Regions from separate parts of the Homo sapiens genome. Here region 2 is linked to region 1. Evidence: read pairs that join two places in POLR2A ChIA-PET (ENCODE). Cell type or tissue: PC-9. All regions are shown on one strand. Links, peaks and the distances in the headings refer to the core of each region. The heading gives the core; the rest is flanking DNA.

Region 1 (8,081 bases), core at 1,856-6,855:
CTTGAGCCTAGGAGCCTAGGCTGCAGTGAGCCATGATCATGCCATTGCACTCCAGCCTGGGCAACAGAGTGAGACCCTGTCAAAAAAAAAAAACCATGGAAATTATAACTGACATGTTCTGCCATTCACGTGCCACAATTCAAGACCTGCTATGTGATTTTCTCCTGAATGCCAGTCTTTGTTTTCTTCTGAGGAAATGAAGGTGATCAGTGATAAGCCCCCTGGTCTTCATTCAGGGTTGAAGGGAATAGTGAAAACTGTGAACGTGTACAACTTGTGGTTACTAAGAGTGAGACTTTGACTGCGAATTAGGCAAAAGGTGTAAGTCTTTTACTTTTTTTTTTTGAGACGGAGTCTCACTGTGTCACCCAGGCTGGAGTGCAGTGGTGCAATCTCGGCTCACTGCAACCTCTGCCTCCTGGGTTCGAGATTCCCCTGCCTCAGCCTCCCCAGTAGCTGGGACTACAGGTGCGTGCCACCACACCCATCTAATTTTTTGTATTTTTAGTAGAGACGGGGTTTCACTGTGTTAGACAGGATGGTCTCGATCTCCTGACCCTGTGATCCACCCGCCTCAGCCTCCCAAAGTGCTGGGATTACAGGTGTGAGCCACCACACCTGGCCAGCGCCCAGCTAATTTTTGTATTTTTAGTAGAGATGGGGTTTCTCCATGTTGGCCAGGCTGGTGTCGAATTTCTGACCTCAGGTGATCTGCCTGCCTCGACCTCCCAAGTGCTGGGATCACAGACAGAGCCACCGTGCCCGGCCCGTCTTTTACATTTTACATATTTTAGCTGTTTAGGGAACAGCTTCGCCCGTAAGTTTTTTTCTTCTCTTCTTTTAAAATGATGGCTGAGATACACACATTCTTTACATTACTTTTGATGTGAACGAAGGTCATTTCAGTAGACTTGCACATTTAGAGTATGCCAGCAACTTACTCAATATTGCGATAGGTGGAATTTACGGTCTGGCGTCTGAATTGTAGCTTATCCTCAACCATCAAAATTCCTACCCAAATTTCTTGTGTTCCAAACTTAAGAATTGTTGTGTTTCATTGCCAATAACATGGCTTTTTCCTAAAGTGATACATATTTTTAAGTAATTCATTTCTTGGGCAAATATTTACTGCCAGAGACTGTCACAGGTCCTGGGGCTATATCAGTAAATAAACAAAAACCCTTGTTCTTATAGAGCTTGCTTTGTAGTTAGGGTAGGGGAGAGAAGAATTAATAGAAAGTGTAGAGTGCTGTGTGGAAACTAGAACAGGGAAAGAGGATAAAATAAGGAGTGTGTAAGGGGGTGGGGTTTCATTAAAAATAGGGTGACAGTGGACCGAGGAACTCAGGTGAATGAGTGAATCATGCAGAGGTTAGGTGAGGCAAGCACAAGGGCCCTGAAATGGGGCTGACCTGAACGCTGGAGGGAGGTGGCAGAGCGGTTAGCTGAAGGTTGGAGAGAGATGCTGGTTAAAGCCCCTGAACGCTGGAGGGAGGTGGCACAGCACTTAGCTGAAGGTTGGAGAGAGATGCTGGTTAAAGCCCCTGCGGTGGCAGAGCGGTTAGCTGAAGGTTGGAGAGAGATGCTGGTTAATTCTGAAGGACCCTATAGGCCATCACACAGGCCATTGCTCTGAGTGAGAATGGGAAGCTGTTGGTATAGTGACATGATGTGACTCACATTTTTCCAGGATTACTTCTGCCTGCTGGGTTGAGAGTAGATACAATAGGGAAGGTATTTTCCATAGTACCCCAGCACATGCATTTTTATTAAACATTTGTGGCTGAAATGAAAGCTTCACCAACAATAACCCTATTTTATTTTTTGTTTCTGTTAGGAAAAATGAGTGCTGGTTATGTTCCACTAGATCTATTTCATGACTGTGTGACTTACGGTTGAAAAACACTGCCAAATAGAATATAGCCTCTGACTTAGTGGACAAGAAGTAAAATTGAGGTTTGTGTATGAAAGCAAAGTGAACACAATGTAAAATAAAAAAAGAATAAAAACTTAAAAATCAACATTATGTATATGTATATATACTTAGCTTTAAAAAACCCAAATAATCAAATACCAGTGATTCAAGAGGCCTAATAGTGAACAATGCATTCAGTGAAGGATAATGAAGAATTCCCCAGAGGCAACTGCTTTTTAAAACCTTTTAGGTTCAGATCTCCTGGGGGCTTAACTCCATGCTTCTAAATAATATATTTATAGTGTTTATGTTTTGGTTTATCAACTTTAGACATTCTCTGTTGACTTCTTGCTATGACAGATGTTTTCAGTCCCACTTCTCACTACTGATCTCCCTCGTACGACGGTCACTGAACTGGCGCCTCTCTGGGGTTCTGCCCAGAAGATTAGCCTTCCTCCTTCGCTGCAGCTCCTCTGTGAGTATTCTGCTCTCTGCTCCCTCCACTCTGCTTACTCAGTTCACGTTCTTCCATCCGTTTTCATCTTTCAGAGCCATGGGCAATCCACCTGGTCTTTTTAATATACTTTAAATTAAAAAGTTATTTTTTAATTTCTTTAGAAAAATTTATTTAACTTCTTAGGAGGGAAGAGGAGATAAGCACATGTGCCCGCACTGACACCTTGAACTAGAAGACACGATTAGGCCAAAGCTTTTTGTTGTCAAAAGTGTGTAGTGTATGTGTTTTAAGAGTTAGATATATTCAGAATATCTTATCTTTTAAAAATTGTAAATATTTCCCCATGTCCTGAAATATTCTTGTAAAGTATTTTAAATAGATGCATAGCATTCCTTCATATGCTGCTACTATCATATTCCCCACATCTTGACTTCTGGGTTTTCAAATTATAGTTGTAAACCACTTAAATTATAATTAGTGCTTCTGTGGATTTTCCTTATGAAAACATTTATACATAATCCTTGATTATTTCTCTTCGGATAAATTTCTGGTCATTTCTTAGTTAAGGAAAATAAATATTTTTGAGGTTCTTCATAAATATTACTGATTGCCTTCTAGAAAGGCTTTGCTAATTTGTATTTCCACTATTAACTGTATCAAAGTGCCACTTTTTATTGTGTTCTTCATACCACCAGGAACTTTAAAAAATGTTTGATTCTGCTAGGTAAAAAGAAAATTATTTTAAAAATTCCCAAGAAAGGTGAACACCTTGACAGTTTGGAATGTGTGTGTGTGTGTGTGTGTGTGTGTGTGTGGTTTTAAAGGTTTATAAGAGTAATTATTTGCCTTTTAATTTTTTATGGCTATTTTGGCATTTAGAAATTTTATTTTTCTGGCCAGGGCACAGTGGCTCATCATGCCTGTAATCCCAGCACTTTGGGAGGCCAAGGTGGGTAGATCTGTTGAGGTCAGGAGTTTGAAACCAGCCTGGCCAACATGGTGAAACCCCGTCTCTAATTAATAAATAAATAAATAAAATATATTTTATTTATTTGAGATGGAGTTTCACTCTTGTTGTCCAGGCTGGAGCGCAATGGTGCGATCTTGGCTCACCGCAACCTCCGCCTCCTGGGTTCAAGCAATTCTCCTGCCTCAGCCTCCCAAGCAGCTGGGATTACAGGCATGTGCCACCATGCCTGGCTAATTTTGTATTTTTACTAGAGACAGGGTTTCTCCATGTTGGTCAGGTTAGCCTCGAACTCCTGACCTCAGGTGATCCGCCCACCTTGGCCTCCCAAAGTGCTGGGATTACAGGCATGAGCCACCGCGACTGGCTGAAATTTTATTTTTTTAAAATCATCCAGCTAAGTAGGCTTTCCCATTTATTTATTTTTTGACACTTAGAGTAATGTTTCCCATTCCTAAAATCAAATAAGAGTATGCAAAATGTGAAGATAGCTTTGAATTTGGAGTGGCGTATGGAAAAGTGCCTGGGAGAAACTTGGCGGCAGTTGATTTAGAAACAATTAGGCTTTGGCTTGTGTTAAAAATCTGTGGATCATTTAGATTTTCGATTGTTGCTGTCCCCATGTCTCCTGTTGCCCCATACTATAGATGGTGTTAAATTGTTAGACACTTCCATGAATGTACTTCATACATGTAAAACTTCGTAGATGCATGACTCATGGCTCTGGGTGGTCTAGCTAAACTAGTCTTTTACGTCATACGTGTAAAACTTTGTAGATGCAATAACTCATGGCTCTGGGTAGTCTAGCTAAGCTAGTCTTTCCACTCAAAGAGCACGATACTTAAGCTTTCTCCTGGTGAGTCATGAATTGTCATCAGGGAATTTCTCACTGTTTGGCTTAATTCGATTAGGAACTGCTACTGGTGATAGTTTAGTCCTTATTTAGTTTTAGTCTAAGAGAACCTTACTGACGTTACTATAAATCTAAAAAAAAAAAGCATACCTTTAAAAAAGCCTAATGGCAATGGACTAGTCAGGATAGTAAGAAAAAGTTATACTGGAAAGAGAGAGATGGTTTATGAATTGGTTACAAAAAATACATCAGTATTATTTTGAAGACAACCCTGATTTCAGTCATGGTTGAAATCCTTAACCAACCACAAAAATGTCTTACATTTTAAATATATTAAAGTCCTTAAATTATGGAAATAGTGTCTTCTAAGAAGTTGTTTAATAGTGGAAAGAAGAGTCTCAGTCTCTTTTTTTTTTTTGAGACAGAGTCTCATTCACCCAGGCTGGAGTGCAGTGGTGCCATCTCAGCTCACTGCAACCTCTACCTCCTGGGATCAAGCGATCCTCCTGCCTCAGCCTCCCCAGTAGTTGAGACCACAGACACATGCCACCATGCCCGGCTAATTTTTTTTTTGAGACAGAATCTCGCTCTGTCACCCAGGCTGGAGTGCAATGGTGCGATCTCTGCTCACTGCAACCTCCGCCTCCCAGGTTCAAGCAGTTCTCCTGCCTCAGCCTCTGGAGTAGCTGAGACTACAGGCACACTCCACCACGCCTGACTCATTTTTTGTATTTTTGTAGAGACGGGGTTTCACCATGTTGCCCAGGCTGGTCTTGAACTCCTGAGCTCAGGCAATCCGCCTGCCTCGGCCTTCCAAAGTGCTAGGATTACAGAAGTGTCTTTTTTTTTTTTTTTTTTTTTTCTTTTTGAGACGGAGTCTCTCTCTGTCACCCAGGCTGGAGTGCATGGCGCGATCTCTGCTCACTGAAGCTCCACCTCCCGGGTTCACGCCATTCTCCTGCCTCAGCCTCCTGAGTAGCTGGGACTACAGGCGTCCGCCACCACGCCTGGCTAATTTTTTGTATCCTTGGCTAATTCTTTGTATTTTTAGTAGAGACGGAGTTTCACCATGTTAGCCAGGATGGTCTTGATCTCCTGACCTCGTGATCTGCCCGCCCCGGCCTCCCAAAGTGCGGGGATTACAGGCGTGAGCCACCGCGCCCCGCCCACCATTGTCATGTTGTTAGTGCAGCACAGAAGCCCATCAAGTGGCAGTCAATAATTTCCTAATTTGTTTTTGAAAAAAACTTAGCTACATTCCAATTTTCTACGTGCTTAGGTTTCTTTTATAAGTTTGAATAAATGTATAAATAACTTCAGGGTTGTTTTATGGGTTCTTGGTACCTCACACAGATAAACTTGTAAATGGAATAAGATGTAGAGGAATGCAAAAGAAGCTAAGGAGCAAGCATGACAGCATCCTCTTATTTTATCGCCTTCTCCTCTGCAGTAGTCAGGGTACAGGGCACTGAATTCAGATCAAAATCATAGACTTTACTGTATCTCTTGCTGGCGAAAATATTTAAGTTATCTGACATTTACTAGGTCTATTAAATCACCCAAGGGAAGAACTTTTTTTGTATGCATACGGTAGTAAAGGGCTTTTGCAAAACCAGTATGTTGATATTTTGGACAACATAAAACAATATACACCTTGTACATTTACTTTAAAAATTAACTTGTGAAAAGCATTTCTCATTTTGTTTACTTAGTTTTTAAATAAAGCCAGACTAGTTTAGCTTAATATATGGGTTCTCAGCTGGGAGAACCAGATTAACCATCATTCTAGTCAAGGCTTTGAGTTTCCATTCTCTGAAATGATGACTTGCAACTTGGTGGAATTTGATATTCTTTCCAAAACTAAGAAATTTTGGTGATCCATTCGGAGTTATTTCTGCTCTCTTTCTTTAACAGTGAGACTGAGAGTATCGGTCTACTTGCACTGCACATGGGCCAAAATGGGCCTTTCACAGGAGAAGCTCTACACAAAGGAAAGGAGAAAGGGTTCCTGCAGAAGGAAGAGAAGGGCAGATTTGTTCTCAGAGGTCACTTATGTTAAGGCAAGGATGGCAGATGTCTCATCATGGATTTATTTGGCGGGTGTGGCTGCTGAGTACTGTATTGGGAGGAATCCTAAGTACGTGATAGGTTATTAATGGTGCTGTCTTTGGGTGTGGGCCACGTCGAAGGCTTGAGGGTGATTCAGAGTAATGACACAGTCCGTCTGTATTTTAGGACCTGCCACACAAGGAGGTAGGAATATGCTTGGCTTCCATTTGATGTGTCCCACACTTCTGATATGTATATTGGACTTTTTAACTACTCCATTCTACTCTTCCCCCTTCTCACTACTGTACTTAACTAAGTCTTAATAAACAAACACACAAACCGGTAACTCCTCATCCCTCTTTATCCTGAGCCCCTGGCAACCCCCATTCTATTTTCTCTCTCTGAGTTTGACTTCTCAAGGTATTTTCTTTTCTTTTTCTGTTTCTTTTATTTGTGACAGTCTCGCTCTGTTGCCCAGGCTGGGGTGCAGTGGTGTGATCTTGGCTCAGTACAACCTCTGCTTCCCGGTTCCAAGCGAATCTCCTGCCTCGGCCTCCCAAGTAGCTGGATTAGGGGTGCCCGCCACTACGCCACTACGGCTATTTTTGTATTTTTGTATTTTTTTTGAGACAGAGTCTTGCTCTGTCACCCAGGCTGGAGTGCAGTGGCGCGATCTCGGCTCACTGCAACCTCTGCCTCCCAGGTTGAAGCGATTCTTCCTGCCTCAGCCTCCCGAGTAGCTGGGATTAACAGGCATGAGCCACCATGCCTGGCTAATTTTGTATTTTTGGTAGAGACGGGGTTTTGCCATGTTGGTCAGGCTGGCCTCGAACTTCTGAACTCAGGTGATCCACCTGCCTCGGCCTCCCAAAGTACTGGGATTACAGGCGTGAGCCACCGTGCCTGGCCAATTTTTGTATTTTAGTAGAGACGTGGTTTTGCCATGTTGGCCTGGCTGGTTTCAAACTCCTGACCTCAGGTGATCTGCCCACCTTGGCCTCCCAAGTGCTGGGATTACAGGTGTGAGCCACTGCACCTGGCTGCAAGGTATTTTCATGTAAGTGGACTCATACAATATTTATCCTTTTGTATCTGGCTTATTGCACTTGGCATAATATTTTCAAGTTCATTCATGTTGTAGAATGTATCATAATTTCATTCCTTTTTAAAGCTGAGTAACATCCTGTTGTATGTATATACTGCACATTTTGTTTATCCATTCATCTGTTGGTTGACAATTGGGTTGTTTCCACGTTTTGACTGTTGTGAATAATGCTGCTTTGAACATTGGTGTACAAACATCTGTTTGACCCCCTGCTTTAATTCTTTTGCATATATAACCAGAAGTGAAATTGCTGGATCATATGGTAATTCTAAGTTTAATATTTTGAGGACATGCCATGCCGCCTTTCACAATGGTTGCATCCTCTTACATTCCCATTAGCAATGCATGGGGTTCTAATTTCTCTACATTCTTGTCAACACTTGTCATTTTCTGTGTGTGTGTTTAATAGCAATTCTAATTGGTGTGAAGTGGTATCTCATTGTGGTTTTGAATTTCTTCTATTATTAGTGATATTGAGCATCTTTGCATTGTGCTTGTTGACCAGACATCTTTTTATCTTTGGAGAAATGCCTATTCAAGTCATTTGCCCATTTTTGCATTGGTTTTCTTGTTGTTATTGAGTTGTATGAGTTCTTTTTGTATTCTGGATATTAATCCTTTATCAGATAGGTGATTTACAATATTTTTCCCATTTTTTTGGGGGTTGCTTTTGATGAACTAAAGTTTTAAATTTTGATCCAGATCATTTATTTTTTCTTTTGTCTCTATTGCTCT
Region 2 (5,000 bases), core at 1-5,000, 980 kb before region 1:
TGACCTCAGGTGATCCACCCGCCTCAGCCTCTCAAACTGCTAGGATTACAGGCATGTGCGACCGTGCCTAGTCCAGACAGGACTATTTCTTGTGACACACAATACATCTTGAAATGATGATACTGTGCAAAATGTATTATCTACCACAGTAGACTATTCTTTCTTGGGAATAGAAACCATATATCTCATTCATCCCAACCTCCACAGTGTCTTGCAGAGTGCCACCATGACTAGACATGAACATCAGCTTTCCCACCTACTTACCAGCCTATAAAAGAAAATAAAAAACAGCCCTCCTGAAAGCCATGAAAAAATGGAACTCCATTCCATACCACAGTCAGTAATCCTTTCCAAGCCAGGGCTAAATTCTACAAGGCCTAAGAACCTTCCATCATATAGTATTTTACTATGGTTCATTGTCCTGTTGTATTAAAAACTCCTCTATGAGGCCAGGCACGGTGGCTCATGCCTGTAATCCCAGCAGTTTGGGAGGCTGAGGCGGGCAGATCATTTGAGGTTAGGAGTTCAAGATCAGCCTGGCCAACAGGGTGAAACCCTGTCTCTACTAAAAATACAAAAAAATTAGCCAGGTGTGGTGGCACACACCTGTAATCCCTGCTACTCGGGAGGCTAAGGCAGGAGAATCACTTGAACCGTGGGGCAGAGGTTGCAGTGAGCCAAGATTGTTGTGCCACTGCACTCCAGCCTGAGCGAAAAAGTGAGACTCTGCCTCACAGAGGGATAACTAAAATTAGTGTCAATAATTAAAAAGTGAATGACTAATAACAGTGTAACAAATCTTTTGGCAAGTCAGGTGGACGCAAGTCCTCTTTCAACAAAATTGAAGACAGACCTAATTCAGTTGTTAGCTGATAGGATAAAAACATTTTGATGCTAAAGAACTATGTAATTTAACATATAATTTAGAAACAGCTAAGAGAATTGAATAATAATTGCTGTAATAAAACTCTGTTTCTATTTACTCACTCATGAGACCAAGGGTTCTTGGCATTTATATGTTTAAAAAAATAAAACTACAATAGAATTGATGCTGACAAGCTATCTTTTTCTAGCAGTAAATAATATGCATCCAGAGATTAACGATTTAATGAGAACCAATATATCTCAAAAGAGCTGCATTTCCAATGATTTTTATATTTTCCTATTTTTTAGTCTGTTTTTTTTTTTTTTTTTTTTTTTGAGATGAAGTCGCTCTGTCACCCAGGCTGGATGGAGTGCAGTGGCACAATCTCAGCTTGCTGCAACCTCCGCCTCCCAGGTTCAAGCGATTCTCCTGCCTCAGCCTTCTGAGTAGCTGGGATTACAGACCCATGCCAACATGCCTTCTAATTTTTGTATTTTTTTTGTAGAGACAGAGTTTCACCATGTTGGCCCAGCTGGTCTCGAACTCATGACCTTGTGATCCGCCTGCCTCGGCCTCCCAAAATGCTGGGATTACAGGTGTCAGCCACCGTGCCTGGCCTTATTTTCATAGTAATATGTAAAATATCCATAATGTGATCAACTGTGTATTTATAATAAATTTTAATAATATCTCCGTAAAGAAAACATTTATATGCATATTTTAAGAGTTCCAAGCACAAGATGTTACTTTAGGCCAGTAGTTTTTAAAGTATGGTCTCTGAACAGTAACATCTCCGCCAACTGGTAACTTGCTAAAAACACAAACTCTGGATCCCAGTGCCCTAGTGAGTCAGCGTCTCTGAGGGGGGAAGCCAGTAATCCTTGTTTTAACGAACCCTATTAGGTAATTCAAATGCACACGCAAGCCCATTGTGGTGGCTCACGCCTGTAATCCCAGCACTCTGGGAGGCCGAGGCAGGCGGATCATCTGAGGTCAGGAGTTCGAGACCAGCCTGGCCAACATGGTGAGACCCCGTCTCTACTAGAAATACAAAAATTAGCAGGGCGTGGTGGCACACACCTGTAGCCCCAGCTACTAGGGAGGCTAAGGCACAAGAGTCGCTTGAACCCAGGAGGCGGAGGTTGCAGTGAGCCAAGATCACACCACTGCACTTCAGCCTGGACAACACAGCGAGACTCGGTCTCAAAAAAAAAAAAAAATGAATGAAACAAATGCACACTCAAGTTTCAAAACCATTTTTAAGAAAAAAATTCTAAAGGAGATGTAAAGAAGAAAACCCAACGCAAGGAGGAAAACCACTGTAAAATTTCGGCTATAAAGCTATTCATGTGTTTGTTAAACAGATAACAATGGATAAATCACTGATATTTTCATTCCACTGGATATGTTTAAAAGCAGGAAGTTGGCCAGGCGTGGTGGCTCACCCAGCACTTTGGGAGGCCGAAGCGGGCGGATCACAAGGTCAGGAGTTTGAGACCAGCCTGACCAACATGGTGAAACCCCGTCTCTACTAAAAATACAAAAATTAGCCGGGCATGGTGGCACACACCTGTAATCCCAGCTACTCGGGAGGCTGGGGCAGGGCAGGAGAATCACTTGAATATGGGAGGCGGAGGTTGTAGTGAGCTGAGATAGTGCCACTGAACTCCAGCCTGCGTGACAGGGGAAGATGTCGGGGGAGACTCCCATCTCAAAAAAAAAAAAAAAAAAGGACGAAGCTTTCATTTAAATTGTAAATATCAACAATATAAAATTTTATCCTTCACATCTTTTCAAGCAAAAAATTTTAAACATCAACTTTAACATGTATGAAGGTTGTATGTAAGTATATATTTTACAGAGTTCATAAGTTAAAAAAGGTGCATGATCACTAGTCCAGAACAGGATTTTTCAAACTGTAGTACTTGAACTAGCAGTAACTGGAATCATCTATGAGCTTATTAGAAATGCAAATTTCTGGGCTCCACCCAAACATACTGTGGTTTAACAAGCTCTCCAGGTGATTTTTATCCACATTTGAATTTGAGAGCCACTATTCTATTATAGACTAGAGCAGTTTTCAAAATTTAGTGTGCAGCTGGACCCAAATCCCACAGTTTCTAACTCAGTAAATCTGGGTGGGACCCAAACATTTGCATTTCTAACAACTTTCCCAGGTGATGATGACGATAATGATGCTGTTCCACAATCACACTTTGAGAATCACTGGTCTAGAGAGCTGTGGAAACTACATTCACATTATTCTAGGTCGATACTCAGAAGGTAAGCCCCTTCCCTGATCCTTCAAATCAGGTCCCCCAACATGTTCTCTCATGTATTTTCCTTATACAGTTTCTTTTTCTTTTTTTTTTTTTTTTGAGATGGGAGTTTCACTCTTGTCGCCCACGCTGGAGTGCAATGGCGCAATCTCAGCTCACCTCAACGTCTGCCTCCTGGGTTCAAGCAATTCTTCTGCCTCAGCCTCCCGAGCAGCTGGGATTACAGGCATGCGCCACCATGCCCAGCTAATTTTGTATTTTTAGTACAGACAGGGTTTCTCCATGTTGGCCAGGCTGGACTTGAACTCCCGACCTCAGGTGATCCGCCCCCGCCCGTTGGCCTCCCAAAGTGCTGGGATTACAGGTGTGAGCCACCGCGCCCAGCCTGCAATTTCCTGTTTTAACGACTCATCACACAATTACTTAACATCTGTTTTGCTCATTGAGTTCAACCAAGTTAAAGAACCACATGAATTTTCCTCTTTCTGTATACCCAACACAAGTATAATGTCTGCCTCATAGTAGATATTAAATAAATATTTATTGATAAATAACTGAATATTTGTTGGGTAAAACTGATGTTTCATGGAATTAAAGATAACATAGCTAAAGCTGTTATTAGAATGCCAACAATCCTAGTTTGCCCACAACTGTATCCCAAATGTTAAGAGCAATAACATTCTCTTATCTCAAGGCTATGCAACCTAAATATGAACAGTAAGATCAAAAAACAAGGCAAAATCTGAAGAAGGCATTTTTCAACTTGTTTTTCAATCCCATTCTTAACCTAGCCTTTAAACAGTATTCTTTTATTATGCAAGTACAAATAAAATCAAGGTTTATTCAATGATAAAATTAACACTACTACCAAGAAACTCAACACTTTAAGGCAGTTTTCGCATTGAAGTTGGTGCGAGACTTATGAACTTACCCTCTTTAGCCAAATATAACTCCTTAAATTTTGCTCTCTTTTGATTAAATTCTTGTTCAAGCTGCTGTTGTGCACGTAAAAATTCTGCATTAATTTTTTCCAATTCTGCTACCCGTTGCTGAAGAGAAACTGGGGGAAAAAAACACTAGTTAACAAGTAATAACTTTTATTCATAAATTTATAAAACAGTAAATTAGTATTCTAGCTGTACATTGCTATACGTGAAACAAGTAGTCAAGCTTCTTCCAAAAATCCACCATATGCTAGGATATTCTAATGTTTAAAAAAAGTAAGACAGACCAGGCATGGTGGCTCACGCCTGTAATCCCAGCACTTTGGGAGGCCGAGGCGGGCGGATCACCCGAGGTCAGGAGTTCGAGACCAGCCTGGCCGACATGGAGAAATCCCATCTCTATTAAAAATACAAAAATTAGCCAGGTGTAGTGGCAGGTGCCTGTAATCCCAGCTACTCAGGAGGCTGAGGCAGGAGAATCGCTTGAACCCGGGAGGCGGAGGTTGCAGTGGGCCGAGATCGCACCACTGCACTCTAGCCTGGGTGACAGAGTGAGACTCTGTCTCAAAAAAAAAAAAAAAGATCCTTGTATTAGACTTAATACACAACTGTAAATGAGTCATGTAAAGTGAAACCACAAATATACAGAGAATCACATAAGGCCAACTTCCCCACAAAAAAAAGAGCTTCTAAAGTGCCTTTGTGCAACTGAATAGCAATTTAATTTTAGAACTGTTAAATATTGGATTATTTGAACTACTTATCCCACAAATGAACCTACTGCCAATCTTGCTATTTCCCATTTCTCTCAAGTGTCACAAGCAAAATCTAATAGGTTCCCTAACTAGTGTAGCCATACCAGACTGAACTATTCTTCCAACTTCAAAATGATCCATTACCATTATACTGAGA

What was found. ChIA-PET counts read pairs that join two places held together with the same protein. Peaks named below come from ENCODE experiments on the same cell type or tissue, not always from the same donor. Only the 100,000 strongest peaks of a DNase experiment are listed, where the experiment ranks them.
Region 2: POLR2A ChIA-PET joins it to region 1 with 7 read pairs; 2 of 35 experiments call an interaction of 5 or more read pairs at or near these places.

What each region holds. Positions count from the first base shown.
Region 1 is chr17:4,326,083-4,334,163 of GRCh38, reverse strand. The region is part of intron 1 of UBE2G1 (ubiquitin conjugating enzyme E2 G1); the gene reads left to right. Among named protein-coding and RNA genes, the nearest start is that of UBE2G1, 37 kb to the left of the region's middle. RefSeq lists an enhancer at 95-1,008. In PC-9, for the core only: no CTCF peak of the experiment used is centred there; DNase peaks (open chromatin) are centred at 4,123 and 6,283; H3K4me3 peaks cover 529 bases; H3K27ac peaks cover 4,553 bases.
Region 2 is chr17:5,307,898-5,312,897 of GRCh38, reverse strand. It overlaps RABEP1 (rabaptin, RAB GTPase binding effector protein 1), which reads right to left. Exons shown (of 18, transcript NM_004703.6): 2 at 4,076-4,204. Among named protein-coding and RNA genes, the nearest start is that of RABEP1, 28 kb to the right of the region's middle. In PC-9, for the core only: no CTCF peak of the experiment used is centred there; no DNase peak of the experiment used is centred there.